Linked DNA regions of Homo sapiens: region 1 is linked to region 2. The links are chromatin contacts, found by Hi-C or POLR2A ChIA-PET in ENCODE. All regions are on one chromosome and are shown on one strand. The core of a region is the stretch at or near the end of the contact, and the rest is flanking DNA. Distances in the headings are between cores, read along the strand shown. Region 1 holds the start of SAMD9L (sterile alpha motif domain containing 9 like). Region 2 holds the start of RUNDC3B (RUN domain containing 3B).

Region 1 (4,008 bases), core at 475-2,974, 5.5 Mb after region 2:
CTCATTTTCCTAGGGAAATTATTTCGCTTGGCTGGAACTCCAGGTAGAAATCTGGGGAAATCTCTTTACTGTGCTACCCGTTAGGCCAGAATGAACTCCAGCTTCTATCATCTGGTCACAAATAATGAAAAGGAAGTTTTTTTTTCAAAAGGAAAGCAAAACAAATGAATATATTTTCTCCTGCAGTTTTTGTAGATACCCTAGTTACAGACTACACCTTACCAACTTTCTGCTGTGTCACTCACAGTCACCGAATGAGGCCATTTCTCACACAGCGTTTTCCCTGGAGGAGGTCCCTTTTGACTCTAGGTCCCCAGTGTCTTAAGACCTTTGCTGTTTTCACCCTCTGCCTTTGCTGGGAAGCTGCTCTTCTGGCAAGGGGCTTACACTTTCCACAGACACAGTCTGCTCGGGTGAGATGCAATACCTTCTTTTAGCTGGTGTCCTCTTTCAGAAATTTAACCAGCCAGTCTCTCTCTGGAAATGCTAAAGATGGAAAAAACAGACTCCAGATTTTTTCTTTCGTTTTAGCCAGTACAATTTTAAGAGCATCTGGATGTATGCTGTTGGAACTAAGTAACAATCAAAATGACCATGATTAGTGTGGACAAATTTTGTGATTGCCTTGACTTAAGTCTTGGCTTTCTAGGGGCCCTCAGTGTCCTGTTTTGAAACAATTGTGAAGACAAATATTATCTTTAGCAACGTTGGTTATTGACAAAGGAGTTGCAGGTTGGCATCCTCAACACTTCAGTTTTCTCTCTTTGATGCTCAGCAAGAATTTCCAAGTCAGCAAACTCTCAGGGACAAGCCCACCCCATCTTTGAGAGACCCTCAGCAACACCGCTGATATCCATGCCCTAGGGAGGTGTTCTGCTCTGCAGGATTCTTAGAACTGATGTAGGGGAAACACACTTCAGAATCTGGCTGTAGCCCAGGAGAGCTACCCACACCCTCCTTGCATAGTCTGGCAGACAGAAGCCACACAAGCAAGTTAGTTTCGTTTTCCTGAAGAACACTTTGCATTTTTTTTCTTAGTTTTCAACCAGATTGCTGGATAAGATGTATGTGAATGAAATACTTTAATAGAATAATATTTAGCCTCTGCAGAGTATTAACTTTGATAAAATGTAAAAGTTTTAATAACATCTTACGTTATGAAGACAGAATTTTGTGTAATTACACAAGATCACACGTTCCTTTAGAATCTTCAGTGCTTAAATTCCTGACCCTGTTTGCATCGTTTCTCTATCCTCTTTTCCAAAGCCTGCCTGCCACAATCAGAAACCCTCCCACTATCCTAATTACACTTAATGGTATGTTTCTTTTTAGAAGAGCACTTACAAAGTTATTATCAGTTAAATATACTGACATGTATTTAATCCATTGATTTTTCTAATTACTCTAGTATTTTTATAAGTAATCGTTTATGTACAAACATATATTTATATAAAAAGTACAGCTGAAGTTTTAAAAAATAGCTGTCGCCTCAAAAGCATAACAAATAAAGGTTTAATGATTCAGTTTACTTACCAGGATTTTCCTGAAAATGTCATCGTTTTATATCAGAAACTTGAAACAGGCCATTTGAACTTTTGCTGTCTCATTCCTCTTCTGATGGCTAGGAGACATGAAGTGTAAGGATCCTTTTTTAAAAACTGAGGCATTAAATTGTGAAGTCTTCTGTTCTCCCAGTACTCTGACTTTCTGAGGGTGTGTCAGAGTGCCAGTTGAGAAGCAGGAGGAAGTTGAAGTATAGACAGTTTCAGTTTTGCTTTAGAACATTCTTTTTTCTTGAGTTTAGAAGGATCTGAAATGTTTTTTAATCAATAACATTACCAAAAATATCAATAAATTTGAATCACTGCTTAGAAACTGTTTACCAGGCAGATTTTTAAGTTATAAGAGTTAAGGAATAAGGAAACAACAAACAAACAAACAAAAAAACCCAGTGACCCAAAAAACTACCTACAGGACAAAGAGAATGGAAATACCAGGGAGAAAATTAATATGTCAGTGCAATCTAAGTTCCTGTTACTGGTTGAATTGTGTCCCCCAAACATTCATATGTTAAAGTCCTAATCCTCACTCCCTCCAAATGTAACTGTATTTGGAGATAAGGTCTTTCAGGAGATAATTAAGTTAAAATGAGGTCATTAGAGTGTCTGTAATTGAATCTGACTGTGTCCTTGTAAGAAGACGAGATTGGGACACAGACACATACAGAGGGAAGACCATGTGAAGACACAAAGAAAAGATGGCCATCTACAAGCCAAGGAGAGAGACATCAGAAGAAACCAACCCTGATAATGTCAGAGACATTCGAACCAGAGTGACTCCATTTTGAATGAGGGCTACGAAAATGAGGCTGAGACTTGCTGGGCTGCCTTCTCAGAAAGGTAGGCATTCCTAGCCTCTAGATGTTTATGATTAAGGGAGCAAATTAATAATATTTACTAAGCAGACCGTGACTTGGGAGTGTCCAGATATCCCAATATCTGGAGAACAGAGGCATTCTTAATTTTGCTTTAAAGAAAATAATATTGATTCTTGCAAAATACACTAATTAAGAAAATTAATTCTTTATCAGAAACCCTTGTAGCAAAACACATCTCTCCATATATACAAGCATTGTACCTAGGGTGGATGTGTTCCTCCTCTTACTTTCGGGAACGTCCTACTCTGTCTGTGGAGTAGCTGTCCTTTTACCACTGTACTTTCTTAATAAACTTGCTTTTACTTTGCACTGTGGACTCGCCCTGAATTCTTTCTTGCATGAGCTCCAAGAACCCTCTCTAGGGGTCTGGATTGGAACCCTGGTCCTGTAACATTTCTGGCAACCATGAGGGACCGATACTGAAGAACCTCCCCACCAACCCAAAGGAAATGGACTATAGCACTGATTGGATGACTTTGGGTAAGTGGTGGGGTACCCGGGTAAAGAATGGGATTGGGTTAGAGGCCCAACTTAGGGGAATTAGAGTCTCTCCGAAGACAGGGTGAATTAGAGACCCCTGTTAATAAAAGGCAAAGATGCTTGACTGACCTCGGATTAGAGGACCAACTTAAAAGGTTTAGAGTTCCTTCTAAGATTTAGGGGGTTAGAGGGCCCTCTCAGTAAAGTCCCTCTCTGCTAAAAAAGGGTTTGGCACTGCAGGCTATGCACTTTGTATTAATCTGCCTTGTCCTCCTTGCTGCATAAATCAATTTCTTGGTTGCTGTCTGTGTTTCACTGTCATTTTCGGGAGACTTTATCTAAATGGTCTTAGGGATTTTAACTTACTCTTTTCCTATGTGCCTCCTGATTTCCATGTGTCTGCTCTTGAAACATTGGGAACAAAAAGCATTGACGGCTCCGTCTTTAAAATTGCTGATTGAGATTTGGTATTCAACAGCTATGAGCAATAAAATTAGATTATGTTTTGTTGCTGCTATGCCGACTAGGTGTGATCGAGAAGCACTAGGATGGAAATCAGGGGACTCTGATGTTTTGTTTCACTTTGCACACTAAAAACACTTCTTTCCTTTCTTGCATTCAGGCAAACCGGCTTTGCTTGTTCAATCCACACTGTCTCTATTGCCCAGAACCTGCTTGCTCTGGTCATTCCCATCTAAATCCTCTTCATTTCCCTTGCCTTATTCAACATTTTTGTCAAAGTCCATGTTGTGGTTTATCTAAGATTCATGACTCAGCTCACTTATGTTATTTGGATAATGTGAATCATGTTTGATGAGAGGAAAAGAGGAAAAAAAGCTAGACATACTAGATGATCCTTTAATGCAAGCAACCTTGGTTCAGCAGGCAGTTTTGGGTGGAGCAGAACCTCCTTCTGTCAGCTCTGAAGGTTCAGATGTGTCTGTCCTTTCTCCCTCTATCCCCTTGGAGAACCCTTTGTCCCATCCTCCTTACCCATCTAGCCCCACTCTATACCCACCACTCCCTGAGGAACTTAGCCTGGTGAGTACTACCCCTAGTGGAGCCTCCTATCAACCTCCAAAGGGAAACCT
Region 2 (4,149 bases), core at 986-3,485:
TGTCATATATATTGTCATATATATGTGTCATATATATGTCATATATATGTGTCATATATATGTCATATATATGTGTCATATATATGTCATATATATGTGTCATATATGTGTCATATATATGTGTCATATATGTGTCATATATATGTGTCGTATATGTGTCATATATATGTGTCGTATATGTGTCATATATATGTGTCATATATATGTGTCATATGTATGTGTCATATATATGTGTCATATGTATGTGTCATATATATGTGTCATATGTATGTGTCATATATGTGTCATATATATGTGTCATATATGTGTCATATATATGTGTCATATATATGTGTCATATATGTGTCATATATATGTGTCATATATATGTGTCATATATGTGTCATATATATGTGTCATATATATGTGTCATATATATGTGTCATATATATGTGTCATATATATGTGTCATATATATGTGTCATATATATGTGTCATATATATGTGTCATATATATGTGTCATATATATGTGTCATATATATGTGTCATATATATGTGTCATATATATGTGTCATATATATGTGTCATATATATGTGTCATATATATGTCATATATATGTCATATATATGTCAGAGAGAGAGAGAGAGAGAGAGATGGAGTCTCACTCTGTCGCCCAGGCTGGAGTGCACTGGCGCAGTCTCCGCTCACTGCAACCTCCGCCTCCCGGGTTCAAACGATTCTCCTGCCTCAGCCTACCGAGTAGCTGCCACTACAGGCGCGTGCCACCACACCCGGCTAATTTTTGTATTTTTAGTAGAGATGGGGTTTCACTATGTTGGTCAGGCTGGTCTCGAACTCCTGACCTCGTGATCCGCCCGCCTCAGCCTCCCAAAGTGCTGGGATTACAGGCGTCAGCCACCGCGCCCAGCCCATATATTTTTATTCTACTAAACAGAATAGTAGAATAAAATTAGACATGGTAGCTGAAAAGGATGATTTTTTGACTATTTTAAATAGAGATTTTTAAACTTTAAAAACCTCAGAAATTAGGAATTTACAACTTTATTACACAAACGTGCGTTGTTAAAACATTCAAGAGTAACAGTATGCCCTGCATTAACAGGGATAATATATAAGAAAAATAGAGATAGCCACACAAAACTATATATTCTCTGACATTCTTTGACAGAAACTTCAAAAGTAGAGGTGAAAGATACATGGATTTTGGAGCCACTGAAGCCGTGAAATTTCAGTAAAAATTATGTCAAATGTGACTTCAAATTAAATTCGAGAAACATTTATTGAGAACCTGTTCTATGTACAGCACTGTGCTAGGTCCCATAGGGAGAGTAAGTCATTTAGGATTGCACTCTAAAATCTGGGCATATTGGTGCAAAGGGAGGTGAACAGCAGGCGTAGGTGAGTGTCAGAGGACCTGACCCAAGCTGGGACCCTCCTGCAGGTAAAACGGTGGGTAGTGAGAAGCTCTAGGAAGGGGGCGCTTCCGAACACGCGCGTCGAGGAGGGCGTTCCAGGACTCTGAGGGAGCAGCCCAGCTGGACCGAGGCCGCGTCGTTCCTGGGCTTACTATTCCCAGACCCGGACTCCCGATTCCGGAGTCACGGCCCAGGACGCGAAAAGACTCTACACTGGCACCACGCTCCTCCTTAGGCGGGCCGTCAGTCCCGGGTGCGGGCTGCGCTGGAGGCTGAGGTGGGAGCGACATGGTGTGGAGGGGCAAGAAATGTCGGCACTAGACGCGCCAAGAAGGAGATTCTACGAGCAATTCCCCCCTCGGGCCATTGTGTTGCTGTTTATTAGCCCCTGGGAGGGCGTCAGGACAAAAGGAACCCTCCTCCCTTCTTAGTACTTAGGCCCAAGGTCGGGTGTGGGAGCCGGCGCGCTGCTTTCTAGGCAGGCACTGAAGCTACGGCAGCCACGCAAATAGGTATCAGCCGTTAAAGCTTGGCTACAGGCAAGGGGGGGGCAATAGGCCCCTGGCGCTGTGGGGCCCCGCATCCCACAATCCCCGCGGCTAGCCTGTGTGGCTACTGGCGGCAGCTAGCGGGCTGCGAAAGCGAGCCCAGCGTCCTTGACAGCAGCCCACGCGTCGGGGCGGGGCTTGAGCCCGCTGCTTTAAAAGGTCCGCGCGGCCGGCCCCGCCCCTCTGGTGCCGCGATTGGATCCGGCGGGGGTAGCGTTGATTTGATAGGCGCAGAGAGGGTGGGGCTGCGCACGCGAGGCCGGGGGCCTTGCCGCTGCCTCCCGGGCTGGGGCACGAGTGGCTGCGGAGTGTGGGTGGTTGGGCGTGAGGGGCCGACGGGCTCGCGCGCGCGCCGTCTGCTGAGGTCCCTCGGGAAGGAGGAGAGCGCCTGACGCCGACCCGCAGGCGCAGCCCGGCAGTCGGCGGCGCGCCGAGGGCGGAGGTGGTGCGTGCGTGCGTGTGTGTGTGTGTGTGTGTGTGTGTGTGTGTGTGTGTGTGGAGCTCGGGTGCCAAGGGCGAGCCGTCAGTCCCCGGGTGCGAGTCCCTGCTGTCTTCCACACCCTTCCTCCCTCCAGGCTCCTTTCCTACATCCTTCCCGCGCCCCCACGGTTGCGGACCGAGCGAGAACCCCCTTAAGCAGGTGTGGGGGGCGTGCGGGGTGGCACGAGACAAAAGGGGCACGGGGGTAAGCCCGCCATGGCCTCCCGGAGCCTGGGGGGCCTGAGCGGGATCCGCGGCGGTGGCGGCGGAGGCGGCAAGAAAAGCCTGAGCGCCCGCAATGCTGCGGTGGAGAGGAGGAACCTGATCACCGTGTGCAGGTACGGCAGCGCAGGGCGAGGGGAACCAGCCTCCCGCCGGGGCTGAGAGCTCTGGGCTTCCGCGCGGGTCCTTGGGGGTCCCGGGCATGATGGGCTGCCGCCCAGTGCCCCCGCCTATGTTGCGCCAGCCAAATCTGTGAGCGCGCAGCTCCTTGGACAGGGGCCCGGGTCTGGACACCGTCGCAGCCCTGGACTTTGTGTCAGTTCCAGTGCTGAAGGTACTGGAGGGTAGAGCTTGGGGCGGGGCTGGAGGAGGATTTGTTTTGAATGTGCAATCTAGCGTCAGAGTGAAAGAGGAGGGCAAGGAAGAAGAGCTCTTTCATTTAATGCCCATTCAGCTGTCAGCGAGCTTTGGATAAAGTGGTAGTTACTGTGATTGTTTACTGTGTTGCCCCCAAATCAGAGTGCATTTCGTTGTTTTGGCTTGTTTACATTATCTTCAGCCATTTCATTTCACACGTTAGTTGAGTGCCTACTACATGCCAGCCATTGTGTATGTGAGCGTGTGTGTACTATCCACTTTTCAGCTACAGTGCTAGTGCTGGTTCTGCAGTTGTTATTAAGAGTGGGACTGTGGAGGATACCTAGTCTTTATGTCAATGATTTATTTTAAGGCCTGCCTTTCCTTAATGCTTTATAACTGTAAATGTAGTATTTCCTTCAGAAAAATATAGAAACAATAAAAGAATAATTACTATTGGGCCGGGCGCGGTGGCTTACACCTGTAATCCTAGCACTTTGGGAGGCTGAGGCGGGCGGATCACGAGGTCGGAGTTCGAGACCAGCCTGGCCAACATAGTGAAACCTCGTCTCTACTAAAAATACAAAAAATTAGCCGGGCGTGGTGGCGGGCTCCTGTAATCCCAGCTACTCGGGAGGGTGAGGCAGGAGAATCGATTGAACCTGGGAGGCGGTTGCAATGAGCTGAGATAACGTCATTGCACTCCAGCCGGGACCACAGGGGGAGACTTCGTCAAAAAAAAAAAAAAAGAACTATTTATAGTAAGCCTAGTATTCAGAGATAACTGGTTTTTAACATGCTGATATATTTTCTTTAAGTCTTATATCTGAGTATTAAGAAAAATTGAAACCCTAAGCATCAATTTCTTAGGAACTTCTCTGAGCCATTAAGTTGTTTTAAAATTACTTTCCTCCATCAGACTCCTAATCATCACCTAGTGATATTCCTCTTAAGAATCAGATGATGATGAAACTTTTTCTTCCTTTGCAATTTCTCTGTATTTTTCCGTTATTTTTCTTGTGTAAAAATGTGTCTAGCATCTTAAGTGGAATACAGATAATTATTCCAGGACTTAAATGCAATAACTCACAGTGACTTTTTAAAAAATACTTGAATTATTACAAA

What was found. Hi-C counts contacts between places; a loop is a spot of excess contacts on that map. ChIA-PET counts read pairs that join two places held with the same protein, here RNA polymerase II (POLR2A). Pooled maps may share reads with other maps.
Region 1: a map of naive thymus-derived CD4-positive, alpha-beta T cell shows a loop between it and region 2 (6-fold over the local background). The contact joins the promoter of SAMD9L here to the promoter of RUNDC3B in region 2. A Hi-C loop is called at or near these places in 1 of 168 maps with a recorded cell type or tissue (naive thymus-derived CD4-positive, alpha-beta T cell) and 4 of 50 pooled maps. POLR2A ChIA-PET finds 5 or more read pairs at or near these places in 1 of 52 experiments (Panc1).

The regions. Positions count from the first base shown.
Region 1 is chr7:93,146,661-93,150,668 of GRCh38, forward strand. SAMD9L (sterile alpha motif domain containing 9 like) reads right to left here and starts at 1,725. Exons shown (of 5, transcript NM_152703.5): 1 at 1,534-1,725; 2 at 223-486. RefSeq lists an enhancer at 925-1,024.
Region 2 is chr7:87,626,163-87,630,311 of GRCh38, forward strand. RUNDC3B (RUN domain containing 3B) reads left to right here and starts at 2,236. Exons shown (of 11, transcript NM_001134405.2): 1 at 2,236-2,783. The coding sequence starts at 2,662. It also overlaps a transcript of ABCB1 not described here. RefSeq lists an enhancer at 1,991-2,285 and silencers at 2,151-2,380, 2,431-2,480.